Regions from separate parts of the Homo sapiens genome. Here all the other regions are linked to region 2. A link is a contact called in ENCODE Hi-C or POLR2A ChIA-PET data. All regions are on one chromosome and are shown on one strand. The core of a region is the stretch at or near the end of the contact, and the rest is flanking DNA. Distances in the headings are between cores, read along the strand shown.

What was found. Hi-C counts contacts between places; a loop is a spot of excess contacts on that map. ChIA-PET counts read pairs that join two places held with the same protein, here RNA polymerase II (POLR2A). Pooled maps may share reads with other maps.
Region 1: a loop to region 2 is called in a map of heart right ventricle, with 2.7 times the contacts of the local background. The contact joins two enhancer-like sites. A Hi-C loop is called at or near these places in 4 of 168 maps with a recorded cell type or tissue (IMR-90, chondrocyte, heart left ventricle and 1 more), 1 of 37 single-sample maps with no recorded cell type and 11 of 50 pooled maps.
Region 3: a loop to region 2 is called in a map of endothelial cell of hepatic sinusoid, with 3 times the contacts of the local background. The contact joins two enhancer-like sites. A Hi-C loop is called at or near these places in 2 of 168 maps with a recorded cell type or tissue (chondrocyte and endothelial cell of hepatic sinusoid) and 3 of 50 pooled maps.
Region 4: a loop to region 2 is called in a pooled map of right cardiac atrium, with 2.0 times the contacts of the local background. The contact joins two enhancer-like sites. A Hi-C loop is called at or near these places in 1 of 168 maps with a recorded cell type or tissue (breast epithelium) and 2 of 50 pooled maps. POLR2A ChIA-PET finds 5 or more read pairs at or near these places in 1 of 52 experiments (GM12878).
Region 5: a loop to region 2 is called in a pooled map, with 5 times the contacts of the local background. The contact joins two enhancer-like sites. A Hi-C loop is called at or near these places in 7 of 50 pooled maps. POLR2A ChIA-PET finds 5 or more read pairs at or near these places in 3 of 52 experiments (A549, BJ and activated CD4-positive, alpha-beta T cell).

Annotation. Positions count from the first base shown.
Region 1 is chr10:3,885,463-3,888,162 of GRCh38, forward strand. No RefSeq gene overlaps it. Among named protein-coding and RNA genes, the nearest start is that of LINC02660, 25 kb to the right of the region's middle. Within about 2 kb of position 1,434, at least 24 of the 41 ENCODE cell types and tissues checked have a DNase peak (open chromatin) inside an H3K27ac peak, as active enhancers do; they include heart left ventricle and heart right ventricle, where a contact is called at or near this core.
Region 2 is chr10:3,239,358-3,242,057 of GRCh38, forward strand. The region is part of intron 2 of LINC02668 (long intergenic non-protein coding RNA 2668); the gene reads right to left. Among named protein-coding and RNA genes, the nearest start is that of LINC02668, 17 kb to the right of the region's middle. Within about 2 kb of position 1,401, at least 5 of the 41 ENCODE cell types and tissues checked have a DNase peak (open chromatin) inside an H3K27ac peak, as active enhancers do; they include heart left ventricle and heart right ventricle, where a contact is called at or near this core.
Region 3 is chr10:3,851,111-3,853,810 of GRCh38, forward strand. No RefSeq gene overlaps it. Among named protein-coding and RNA genes, the nearest start is that of LINC02639, 19 kb to the left of the region's middle. RefSeq lists enhancers at 57-413, 1,122-2,321. Within about 2 kb of position 1,386, at least 37 of the 41 ENCODE cell types and tissues checked have a DNase peak (open chromatin) inside an H3K27ac peak, as active enhancers do.
Region 4 is chr10:4,174,683-4,177,382 of GRCh38, forward strand. No RefSeq gene overlaps it. Among named protein-coding and RNA genes, the nearest start is that of LINC00702, 68 kb to the right of the region's middle. Within about 2 kb of position 1,326, at least 2 of the 41 ENCODE cell types and tissues checked have a DNase peak (open chromatin) inside an H3K27ac peak, as active enhancers do.
Region 5 is chr10:3,827,745-3,830,444 of GRCh38, forward strand. No RefSeq gene overlaps it. Among named protein-coding and RNA genes, the nearest start is that of LINC02639, 4.9 kb to the right of the region's middle. RefSeq lists enhancers at 1,666-2,254, 2,255-2,700. Within about 2 kb of position 1,252, at least 17 of the 41 ENCODE cell types and tissues checked have a DNase peak (open chromatin) inside an H3K27ac peak, as active enhancers do.

The sequences.
Region 1 (2,700 bases), core at 184-2,683, 650 kb after region 2:
TCTATTAAAGGAGGCTCCCAGGACTGCAGGCAGGTTCCAACTGCCTCACCAGCACTGCTGCTCCATTCCCTGGAAGGTCCTTGAGCTGGACCTGCCAGGCTGACGATCTATAGTCAGAAATAAGTCACTTTTATGGGATTCGAATGCAGCTTGAAGTAATCCTGACTCCAAAATTCTTCCTTCTTTGCTTGTCTGTGACCAGCATTATATGGATGAGAAACGGGACTCACTGGCAAGGAGACTGCGTAGTTGCTGGAGTTATACCTCCCTACTTCTCCTCACTTAACACACATCCACCTAGCAAAGCACTCTCCCTCAGATGCAAAGCCAAAGCGGCAGCAAGCCCCATTCCCTAGACACTCAAGAGCTGTTCTCTGTGCTGCAGCTGAAGCTGGCTTCAGACCCCTTGGGCGGGCTCCCAGGCAACCTACAGTGCAATGACAGCGTCCATCGCCCCCTCTCCTGCAGAAGGCCACGTTACCATCTTGACCATTTTTCGCATCATCAGTGCTAACCTCCTAACCAAACTTTCTAGCCCGTAGGCCAAAGCTGCACCCCTTAGTTAAAACACAGTTAAACTCCAACTAACCTAAAAAGAGTATTCTATTTGTTTAACATCAGGGAGCACTAATATAGCAAATATATCAGGTAGCCATACACCCAAGGTCTGGGGGCTCCTGGGAGCTTCACCCCCGCTGCAACAAGAACAGAGCCCGATCTTTTCCATCACTTGTTTATTATTATTATTATTATTATTATTATTATTATTATTATTATTATTATTATTATTTTGTAAAGGGGGCTGTGGGCGCTCCACTCCAGCTGCGCGGGAAGAAGGAAGCAATGCTGACTTGACCTTCTGCAGCCGCGGAGGGGGAGATGGATGCTGTCCTGGTGCTGTAGGCTGCCTGGGAGCCCCGCCCCGCGGATCTGAAGAGCCCTCCTCCCCTCGGGAGCTGTTTAGGCAGCTTCGGGTAGAGATGGAGGCCTAATCGTTTTCATTATCTTCTGCATATCCACTCTTTATTTTCTGAAATGCTTACGAATTTTTTTCTTTCATATTTATCACCTTAGAATTTGGTAGCAGTATTTTGGAAAAATGTTAACGCCTGTCATTGTTCGGAAATTTCAAAGAACTTCTGACATTGCCTTTTTCTACTGATGACAGCAGTGCGGCCCCAAGCTGCCTGCCTTTGGGAGACAGAGGAGCCACACTTGTACATGCTTTGAAAGTGAGAAACTTACAGAAACCTAGAAAAAGGATTTTGGACCTCAGGATCTGAATGGTTCTTGGAGTTCTTTGCAGATGAGGTAATGTTTTGGTTAACTCATAGGTCAGACCTGCTGTCCTTAGCTAACTTGCCCGGGAGGTTTTTAACGGAAGGCCTGTGTTAGCACAAATCATATTTCCTGATGACGAGCAGAGACCTTGATCTGGTCTTAAAGAACGCGTTTTCCAACTTACCCTGGGACTTTTTTGAATTAGCCGGCCACATATACCAGGGTTCTCAGAGGATTTTTTCCCCCCTTTCTCTCTGTCTCTTTCTGGGTTTTTCCTATTACTAATTATACAGGCAAGAAGGTAATGATTTCTGGTGTTCTTTCCTTTAAACCTCTACTTTGAGATCAGCAGCCCGGGACACAGATAAATAGGTCAGTTATTACTGACGTCACAGGGAACTCCTGGCTCAGATTAACCGCGCAGAGATGGACGCCTGTGAGTGTGTGCAAGGGGTGATGAAACATAAAGTACAGTCAGTTCATTTAACAACAAATTCCAGCAACAGATGATAGATAAAAATAGATCCTGAAGGATCTATGTAGATCTAAATAGATGATCCATGAGCCACATAATTAGGGAATAAAAGGACTCCAGTCTTTACCAGCGAATGTAAAATTGGGTAGGCAGACTCAGACCCTTACTTATCAGTGGATTCCAGCCCTAATTCCAGGAGGCCTCACCTCACCTTGGGGGCTTCTCTTTTCCTTAACCTAACTGGTTAAGCCAGGAAAGCTGTGAAATACCTTAGTTACTTGGTGAAGAGCCATTATTACCAGATTATTATCACATTCTCAAAAAGCTTTGCTGTGAGCTGGGCAGGTGCGGCGGCTCACACTTGTAATCCCAGCACTTTGGGAAGCCAAAGTGGGCTTGGGGCCAGGAGTTCAAGACTCAGCCCAGCCAACATGTGGAAACCGCATCTCTACTAAAAATACAGAAAATTAGCCGGGCATCGTGGTTCATGCCTTGTAGTCCCAGCTACTTGGGAGGCTGAAGCACGAGAATCGCTTGAACCTGGGAGATGGAGGCTGCAGTGAGGTGAGATGAGGCCACTGCACCCCAGCCTGGGAGACAGAGCGAGACTCTGTCTCAAAACAAAGAAAAAAAAAACTTTGCTGTGTTTCACATTTTAAAAATTTTATTTTCCATAGTCTCCGGTTCCCAGACATTTCCTGAGACTCCTGTTCATTCAAGAGAGGTGGAGAAAGCCATAAATGAGAACAAACCCGTCCTTCTCACTAAGGGGAATTTCCTGGCAAAACGGAGCCTGGCACGTCAGTGTCTGGGGTTAGTTACTATCACCGCTGCTCTGGGACTGAGTCACAGCTTCCTCCAAGGCTTAGGGTGCCCCAGACACAAACTAGTTTTCTAAAACTTCTCAAGGCATTCCGTTCCTCCTTCGTTCCAGCCCCTCATGT
Region 2 (2,700 bases), core at 151-2,650:
CACGTGGAGAGAGTCTGCAGGCCCTCAGTCAATCACACCGATGTGAAAGCGAGGATGGAAGGGGAGGGAAATTACATTTACCTGTGTCCTGGCTGCAGCCACGATGGGTGCTGGGGAAAGTCAGGAGGACTCGGGATGAGAAAGAGGCAGTAACTCCCGGTGTGTTCTGTCTGGGGGACCCAAGAATGTCTGCACCATCACTTCTCGGTTCTCGCTGGATGTAGCGTGGGGCTCACTGGGGTCACACACCCTACGGGATTTTGAAGTTTCAAAGACCTCTGGGTTTTATTTGTCTCCTGACCTGCCCGTGTTCATCCAGGTGTTAATCTGCCACCATGCCCTGCCTTGCAGCGCAGGGAAGACCGCAAGGCCGCAGCACCCTACGCCCCGGACGACCCGCCGCACAGGTGTGAGGCCATCGCACCGCGAGGGAACGGTCACTAGGTGTCGCCGTCTTCCTCGGAATGGAAGCCACGTTTCTCCTGCACCGTTGAAATGGACTGGAACAAAATTTTCTAGACTTCAAGGAAACCATCCTTTCTAATAACAATGAGATGGTAATTAGTAGGGGAAGTGGCATAAAATTATTTCACCATTTAGTGAAACCATGATTCTAAACTACAGAAAAAACTGTCTTTTTTAAAGCTCATTCAGCCGGGTGCAAACCGCCTTGCTGGCGGGCGGCACCTGAAGGTGACCTGGCCTTGTCCCCCCCTCCATCCCCCCAGTTTCCTCTCTGTGGTGAACGTGGTTGGGGTTCACGTCTCACCCCCCATGCAGACCCCAGCAGATCCTGAGGGCAGCGTGTGGACCATGTCCGAAGGGTCCAGAGGAAGATCCCACATGTGTAGAATACAGACCCATGGCCCCTGGGAGAGTGAAGGACACGCAGATGATTGGCAGCGGCCACTTCTCACACAAGCAACCCCTCTCTGTTTTACTGATGAGAAAACAGAGGCTTAGAGCGATTGTGTAACTTTCCCACAGCCAAGTTCAAACTCAAAGTGGGTTTCAAAATTTAGGTTTGTCCGGCTCCGAGACCCGTGTTCTCTGCAGGGCACTTAGAGGACTCCTGTGCTGACCTCTCAGGCAGCCTTCTACGAAGGGACGCGGAGAATAACAGGAAGGATTTCCATTTCCTTTTTCTAGGAAAAAAACAAAAGGCAAGAGGTAGGAATTCAGAGCTAGAGTCGCTTTACAATTCGGTTCCATTGTCGAGACGGAGAGATTCCACGACCATGACAGAAAGTGAGACTATTTAGGATTTGCCAAATAGGATGTTTTCTGAACCAATCAACATAGAACGGAAATGAGTTGGGACAAATGGCAGTGCAGTGAGAGGAAAGGTGAGTCTTCCAGCAGCCCTGCCTCCCTCATCCTGGGAGGAAACGTCCGCAGAAGCCGGGCTCCCCTGTGCCTTCCCCAGCCCTGCCTCCAGGAAGCTCTCTGAGCATTTCCTACAGACCCTGCCCCATGCTCTTCTCCTGCCGGTTTTCTCCACGTGGTTTTCTCCATGTGCAGAAACGATGATTCGGGTCTGGCACAGTGGTTCATGCCTGTAATCCCAGCACTTTGGGAGGCCAAGGCAGGTGGATCACCTGAGGTCGAGAGTTCGAGACCAGCCTGACCAACATGGAGAAACCCGTCTCTACTAAAAATACAAAATTAGCCGGGCGTGGTGGTGCATGCCTGTAATCCCAGCTACTTGGGAGGCTTGAGGCAGGAGAATCGCTTGAACCCGGGAGGCAGAGGTTGTGGTGAGCTGAGATGGCACCACTGCACTCCAGCCTGAATAACAAGAGAGAAACTCTGTCTCAAGAAAAAAAAGATGATTCGGAGCTGCCTGGAACATGGAACAGCCCAGCGAGTCGCTGGCTGCAGTTCTCAGACCCAGGCTCTGCCGATCTCATCCCAGGCTGGAAGAGTTGCCACCAAGGCGTGTGGGTGCCATTTGCTGCAAAAGTTCTTATGGAGAACCATGACACATAACCGTGCCAGCTTCTCATGCCGGGAGACCGCAGCGCCTCTCCACACAAGTGGGGCCTTCCTTCTGCACTTTTATTCTGCAGTTGGGCTCCCGCTCCAGGGGGCTCCGTGTTTCTAAGAACCACAGCCCAGCATCATTAAAGAAGGCATTATTTTGTGTTTAGTAGAGCACTAAATTGGTGAAATATAGTTGTGATTCTGGTAGTGAATATCCCTGTTGCCACGGTAACGATATTATGTCATGGGAGGCTGTCTCGAGTGCTCCTGGGAGCAGCCAGGTCTCCGTGAGCTCCTGTTTACTCTAAAGACTCCGGCAGCCCACATGTGTGCACGCTGAATAAAATCGTGCTGCGGGACCACAGTGCGGGGAGGCACCGACTCTGTCATTCTGTCAACGCACCGCACAGTCACGAACATCAGCATTGACATGAAATGGACGGTTAGGGAGCTGCAAAGGACTCATGCTCCTCTATTGCACGAATTTGTCTTTTCATATTCAAAGTACTTGTAAGAGCTCCAAGTTCCACGTACTCAGCCACTAACCTCAGGCATCTGCACGGGAGACTTGGTACACAGGCTCACATGCATGCACGCACACAGGCACACGTACAAGCGCCCGTGTACACACAACAGTGTACACATGCGACACACATTCACACACATGTGCAGATGCACACACACAGATCAGTGTGAGGAAGAGTCAGGGGTTCATGG
Region 3 (2,700 bases), core at 136-2,635, 610 kb after region 2:
CCAGAAGGTCACGGCTGCAGTAAGCCAAGATGGTGCCGCTGTACTCCAGTCCGGGTGACAGAGTGAGATCCTGTCTCCAAAAAAAAAAGATTAGAAAGTTATTGCTCAAGTGATATTTCCATGAAAGTACAACTTAGTGACAAATTACCCATTATTTGAACGCTACAACTTTCACAGAACAAGTTGGACAATGTGTATAGAAGCAAGTTTCTTAACAAACAAGCTATATTACTTAGGAGTAAGGAAGGGGAATGTGGCATCTCATTTCAGACTCTTAACTTCCTCTTTTGAGTCTGACACATCTTCTATATTTTCTTAAGGCCTCCCAGAAGCAAACAGGCAAGGCTGGAAAAAGGAAGTTAAATAGTGATTTGCTCAATTTGAAAGAAACATAACTTTTTCACATGATACCAAACGTTTCCCAAATGAAACACTCCCTACCCTGCCCCAGCATGCAACTTTCCAACTAAATCTGGCCCAAGTAAGTCGTCTCATCAGCTGGATTAAATATACTTTCTTCATCTTTGGCTGGGTCTTACCAAAATGAGTGATTCAACTTCTTAGGAGAGATTGCTGCAAGGGTTACACCAACAGATAAATATGGGAATTTCTTTCACACTTGCTCGTTTCAGACCAATAGCAGAGCTAGGTAAACAGTGATCTCATCTTCAGTCACACAGTTTTGCTGACATTACAAAGAAAGGTGTCAACACAGATTTAAGGTGGCTGTCAACTTACTGAGTCCATCATTTTGGCTTTTGAGTTTTTCACCATAGAGAGCTAACTGAGAAAAACGAAAAACTTTTTTTTCTACTTTTTTTTTAAACTAGAAAAGCAATGGCTGCTCCTTAAATATATGTAAAGAATAGAAAGAAGAGAGAAAGGTACTAATGTATCCCACCACCTATATGGAAACAGTATTCATATTTCTCCTTGATTCTGAAACATTTATGATCTTTGCAGGGAAATTTTTGGTATGTTTCAGGTAACTGTAGATGAGAGCTCTTTCTTTTCAATCAGTTCTGAGAACTTGATATCTTAAGTGGTTCTTTAAGTCCAAAATATTTCAGTTGAGTTAAACTTTAACCAACCTAGGTGATTAGTGTATATGCTCTAAAACCTTGCGGAACACTTTGTATCAACAAATAACACAAACCCTGAATTCCTGGAGCATGTATTATGTTTATATTCAAACATAACCCTGAAATGTGTTCTTACTCTAAGTATCTCAGACACATTCTTCTTATTTGAAAGCTTCGTGTATTACTCAACAACCTCTAACATATCTCAGCGATGTTAAAGACACATAGAGAAGAAATGACATCATGAAGCTGATTCTGTTCTTTCAGCTTTGTGTTTAGCTAATGCTGAACAGAGCGGTGAGTCATGCAGTCCTGTGACCAGCCAGGCGCTTTTCCAATCAGAGTCTGTTAAGATCTTTGACAACAGTACCTGTAGTTGTTTGAAGAGGAGGTTTCAGTAGTGACCTGTACCCTTGGTAATAACAGGCTTTATAGGTAACAAAATGTGTTCTCTGCCTACTGAATAACAAAACACCAATCATGAGATAACGCTTAGTAAAGCTGACTCATTTCCTCCTTTACAGATGAAAGGAGTTGTCCAAGAAATGACTATCTCAGAGGGAAATTTTCCTTCAGGTCATTACGTGAGTCTCTTTAAAGCATGGCGGACTGTAGCATTAGGTTTTCAGTTATTAGGTATATTAAAAAGTAAATTTTATTATGAAATAATATCATACATTTAAAGCCCGGTCCGGTTTTATCTTGAAATATGTGATAACTCCTGGTTTCAGATGCGATTCAGAAGAAATAGGTTGACTTGTATCATCAGGTGTCCAGAAGATTAAAATTTCTGTTTTATTAAAATGTGGAATTCACGTTTGTTTTCAGCCAAGCAAGGTTTGGTGATTCTGCAGCTGTCACCCTCAGCATCTCTGTAGGACAGCCTCTTGCCCCTCTTCACCCAGGTCTGCAGGAGGGTGGCAGCGTGGCTTGGGAAGGCTGGGTGGCGGGAGCTCAGAGGGGGTGCAGTGTTCCCACCACACAGCGGCGGCTCAACTGCCCAGGCTGTGGGGTTTCCAGCTGTGTCGTGTTGACTTGAACCGACTCAGCAGGCGGTGCCCTCCTGGAGCACCTGAAGCCTCCAGAGAAATATGATGGAAAACCAAGAGGCCTCCACCTCCCTGACTTGCTGCGACCTCCTGGGCTTTGCAGCCAGGCTGCTTTCGTGGATGCAGTCCTCGAAGCTAGTTTGGAAGACATTTATTTTTAAATATACAGGAAGCCAAATACGTTGAGAGAAAAGCCGCCTAATGCATTCCTCTGTTCATCTCCAAAGTCATAGCTGGTTTTCTAGACCCGATTTTCATCAGACTTTCCAAAGACAGAAAGAGTCTCCTCTACATAGGGCTTCCTTCTTTGCCTTCATCTGTAATGCGAGCCTTGCCCTAGGTTGCCTCTCTCTCTCCTTGCTCCGCCTGCTTCGGAATTCTCCTGTCATTTCAACAGTGGTACCAAGCTTTTTGTTGTTAGGAAATCACAAATTCTGAAACACACTCAACTGAGCAGATTTAAAAATAACCTAGGCTTCTCTACTATTTGGGTAAGGCCACTTGCTTGTTTGGGGTTGCTAATGGGAATAAGAGACTATGTGTGATTACCTCTAGAGCCTGCTTGTTTG
Region 4 (2,700 bases), core at 76-2,575, 940 kb after region 2:
GGCTGGAACCTCGGAGGCGGAGGTTGCGGTGAGCTGAGATCGCACCAGTGCACTCCAGTCTGGGTGACAGAGCGAGACCATCTCAAAACAAAACAAAAAAAAAAAAAAAAGAAGGAGAGATGATGCTGCATGCCTGGTATTGCGATCTCAAAAGAGTGATCATTCTACATACATTCTTAGCAAAACCTTCTGTTTTTTGCAAACCTCAATAAATTATTGTATGTGCGTCATAAACTGCTGTAGAATTTTGTCCAGGCTCAACACCAGAATTTCTCCGTGAAAATCAGGAAAACAGCCAGTCTGTGGCACTTCTTCCTTTCCCAAAGAATCGTCAGTTTCCTGCACACGTGGAGGTTCCCGAGGCAGCACAGGGCCTTGTGTTTCTGGAAACATTGACGTGCAAGCCCTGATCCAGCCCATGTGAACAGGTTAACCTCACCTCTCCCAATTGGGGAGGTTATTCTCTCTGGTGAAGAAGATTTAAAAACCGTGGAACAGAGCAATTTTGTTTTCTGTCTGCCCCATGTCACCTTCACGCCTTGCCCAAAATGATTTTGTCAAAAACCCAGTGAAAACAACAAGTATGTTTTGTTGTGTTTGTGTGTGTGCTGTTAAACTTTCTGACAGGCTTCACGTATTCTGCACTTAAACTTTCTAGAAAATGTTCCTACAAGTCCATGTGCCTTTGAATATGTCCATGGTTAGATTGAATTTATGGAAACCCCGCTTACATACACTGGTATTTTAAAATATATCTCCCCATCCATTCTCTCTCATTTTCGGTTTTTTATATTTTGGATTGTTTTAAGCCTTGTTATTTATAAACTCGTGAGTTAATCTTTCCATTTTTAAGGTGGTAGAACCACTTTCATAGAGAATAATTGCATCATGACAGAAGTTGCTGCTTGCTCAGAAGTGACAGAGCATGAATTTAAAGTTAGGCCTGTCTGACTCCAGAGCTGGCATGTGTAGACGCTGACAACAAAGTGCAGACACATGTGTCCTGTCCCTGTCTTGGTGTGGCTTGGACATTGGGATTATAGCGGGCTGTCAAGGTTGAGAACCACTGGCCTGGAGCAGCTCAGGCCACCTGACAGCTGAGGGTTGGAGGAGGACATCCAAGATTATTCCACAGACCTCCATGTGGGCCTGAGTTGCAACCTTACACCCATAGAAGGTAGGACAGGGAGATGAGGGACCCCAGCCTTGAGAGGAATGAGTGACAACAGCTTCAGCTGGCCCCTGCTCAGCTTCTTCTGTTACCATAGACATGACTTGGGTTTAGAAATAAGTGTCCCCTCAGACTCGAGTTCAGCAGATGGTGTGAGGGAGACAGAGAAATGTGGAATAAGAAGGGGAACAGACAGTGGCCAGGGCTTCAGGCTGCTGCTGGGCCCTAGAACACCAAGTTCGGGTTGTTATTTTGGTGATTCAGAAGCAGAAGTTTCAAAGAGGGAAAGTTAAACCAGTGTGCAGCCAATCAGGATGCTATTCAAAGAACACTTGGTAAACAGCAGTGTCTAGGTTTTCATTGTTCTTCCTCCCACTTGTTTTTAGAAGCTGCAAGACCACACAAATTCTGGGTGGACCAAAGAATTCTTATCCTCAAAGGGAGAGAGAACATTATTGGCTTTGCCAGTTCTTTAGTGCACAGATCAAAGACTCCAAGGACTGCTGGGCGCGGTGGCTCACGCCTGTAATCCCAGCACTTTGGGAGGTCCAGGCGGGCAGATCACTTGAGGTCAGGGATTCGAGACCAGCCTGGCCAACATGGTGAAACCTCATCTCTACTAAAAATACAAGAATTAGTCAGGCATCACTGCATGTGCCTGTAATCGCAGCTACTCGGGAGGTTGAGGCAGGAGAATCACTTGAACCCAGGAGGCGGAGGTTGCAGTGAGCCGAGATTGTGCCATTGTACTCCAGCCTGGGAGACAAAGTGAGACTCCTTCTCTAAAAAAAAAAAAAGACTCCAAGGACAATTGGCATGAGAGGAGATGCAGTGTGGCTAGTTCATTCGTTTCTGAAAAATCACCAGATTAAAGTGAATGGGGAACTGAAATTTTTTTAAAAAAAGAAACTTAAAAAAGATGAATCATGAATTTTTTGTTAAAAATATTTTGATGAAGAAGCCAAACTGGATGAAAAAAAAATAACTGTGTCCTTGACAGTCTAGAAGAAGGTGGCATGAAATGGCCTGCCTGTCTTTGTGTGCATGTGGCTAAGTGCAATACTTGTGTGTACATGTGTGCATTAGTGTGTGCATGTGGCTATGTGCAATACTTGTGTGTACATGTGTGCATGAGTGTGTGCATGTGGCTATGTGCAATACTTGTGTGTACATGTGTGCATGAGTGTGTGCATGTGGCTATGTGCAATTCTTGTGTGTACATGTGTGCATGAGTGTGTGCAAGTGCATATGTGCACATACTTGTGAGTATATGTGTGTACATGTGTAAGTGCACATATTTGTGAGTATATGTGTGGATGTGTGTGTATGTGCATATGTGTATGTGCATATATTTGTGTATATATGTGGATGTGTGAGCATGTGCATATGTGCACATACTTGTGTGTATATGTGTGTACACAAGTGTATGTGCACATATTTGTGTGTATAGGTGCACATGTGCGTGTACATGTGTATGTACACGCACATGTGTGTATATACCTGGAACCAACTGAGCCTGCTGTGACATG
Region 5 (2,700 bases), core at 2-2,501, 590 kb after region 2:
TTCAGAGCTACCGGACTGTAACATCTGGTAGCGATCCCTGAAAGAGTAATCGGGAGAAGCACTGGTTGGAGGGTTGAGGAGGGGGAACTCAACACCCCACCTCCAACCCCCAAAAGAAACCTCTGTGTGTGTGTTCCTGTATGTACGCGTGCGTGTGTTCCTGTATGTACGCGCACGTGCGTTCCTGTATGTACGCGCGCGTGTGTTCCTGTATGTACGCGTGTGTGTTCCTGTATGTACGCGCGTGTGTGTTCCTGTATGTACATGTGTGTGTCTGTGGTCTCCGAGCGTGTCTGTGTGCTTCTGTGTCTCCATGTGTATATTTAGGTGTGTGTGACCCTGTGTATGTCTGCACTTGCACCTGTGCCCGTGTTCGCGTATGCTTCTGGGGGTGTGTATGTGCTCGTGTGCATGTGTGTATTCATGTCTGTGTGTACAGTACATGTGTGTCTGTGTGTGCTGGGTGTGTATGTGTGTATATGTACTGCTGTGTGTCTCTGTGTGTATGTTCATGTATATATGTGTGCATGTGTCTGTGTGTATGGCTGTGCATGAGCTTATGTGTGCGTGTCTTTGTGAGTGTGTAAGTGTATAGACGTGTGTCCATGTGTATGTATAAGGGTGTGTATATGTGTATCTGTGTGACTATGCATCTGCGTGTGCACATATGTGTCTGTGTGTCTGTGTGTGCATGTGTCTGTATACATGTGCATGGCCATATGTGTATCTGTGTATATTTGTGCCTGTATGTGTAGGTGTGTGTCTGTGTGAGACTCTGTGTGGGTACCTGTGTCTCTGTGTGTGTGTGACTGTGTGGGTCACTGTGTGTGTGCATGGGGTGAGGGAGGAAGTAGAAGAAGGAGGCATTTTCCCTGGAAACATGCAAACGTCCCGCCGTGGGGCACGAGCTCTCTGAGTTCTTGGAATGATTCTGACGTCCATCGTAGCAGATAAGTGAAGTTGTCCTCATCCGGAAATAGAGAGAGAGGGATTGCTTTGACATAAAGCTACACCACTTTGTGTATAATGTAATGAATGAATTCATAAACATTAACAAAAACCTGTTTTAAAGGAACTTATAAAACAATGACTAGGCAAAGATCTGTAGAATGCTGTTCATGCCAGAACTCGATGTTAAAATAACAGACATCGCTTAAGAAACTTGGTATGTAAGGAAACTTCTCGGCACCCACCCCCTCGTTTCTGAAAAATTACTAGTGAGTCTTTTGACCTTTCATTTAGTCACGTGAAGTTTTCATGGGTAATTCTTTCTTTCCCTTTAAACTACAATCAGAATCGAAACTGAAACTAAGAAAAGCTCAAGGACGTCAGTATTTGTCTTTTAAGCTGTTAACAAAAATAATAAAACTCTGAAGACTGTTGTCAAAAAACACAATGGTGGTATGATGAAGAAAAGATTATATATGCAAAAACAGACATCAAACCTTAGTTTAGTTTCTAGTAATATAAAATACAAAAAACATATAGAGAGATTTTTAAAGGGGGGTTGGCATTCCCGTATTCACACTGTAGGTCTAAGGAACATGAATGTATTTTGAAAGAATGTCAGAATGACTTAGATATGAAGGAGACACCCACCTCTATATATTCCTAGCCCCTAAGTACCATATTTAGAAAGTAGTTAAATTCTACTGCATTTGTCTGGGAACTTCAATAGAAAAGACCCATACAAACAAAACCGTATTCTCTTCTCAAAAAACAAAACAAGAAAGTACAAGAGCTTCCCATGAGGGTGTCTTTCAGTGCCTGAACTTGGTGTTTGATAGGACCAGGACATGTGGAAGCTTCTGGAAGGCCTGTCCTGTTGCACTCACTCCCTCTGCACTTCCTGGGCACTGTCTGGGGTCTCTGTGCCTGTGTCCCTGTGGACTGAGAGCTGGGCTGAGGAGGCTGTTTCCTGACAATGCTTAGGATGCCTCAGTCTCCAAGGAGAGGCTCTTCCTGAGCTTGTAGCTCAAAGATTATCTTGCTACCTGGCACTTGAGCATGGGGGGACCGACTTTGCTTCCATCCTCCCAGGCAGGTTGCCCGACCTTCCTTTGTGCCACCACAGAACTCCACATTCATCCCTAATTTGGATGTGAAAACTGCCCAGCAGGGGAATGAGCCGCCCCAGGCTGAGGGCCTTGTGATTTATCTCTGTGTTCCCAGTGCCTAAAGCAGGACCAGGCACAAAAGGGGCTCAAGTTGGTGTTGATGTGAAAGAGCCCATGAATTCATGCTTGTCCTATGAGCCAAGCCCAGGAGTTTGGTGCTGGAGTTACGTGGCCCACTGGGCCGTGTTTTCCTGTGCCTTGGGGGCTGCGTATCGAAGCCCTTGCACTTCTGGGGAGAATATCCTTCTAAGGCCATTCTCAAAGTTGAGTGCCCTCTGCAGGGGGTGTGGTGGGGGAGGCAGCGGTGGAGAAAATGAACCGGGGACCCTCCCTATCTTATCCCTCTCTTAGACACTCAAAATGCCCCTGGCATATTTTAGGGCTCTAAGAATTCACGAAAGTCTGCTAAACATTATTTCAGTTAGTATTTCCCATATTAATTGACCATATAGAACTGTTTAAAAAATAGACCTCTTGGCTGGGCACGGTGACTCACACCTGGTGGCCCCCAGCACTTTGGGAGGCCGAGGCGGGCAGATCACCTGAGCTCAGGAGTTCCTGACCAGCCTGGCCAACGTGGCAA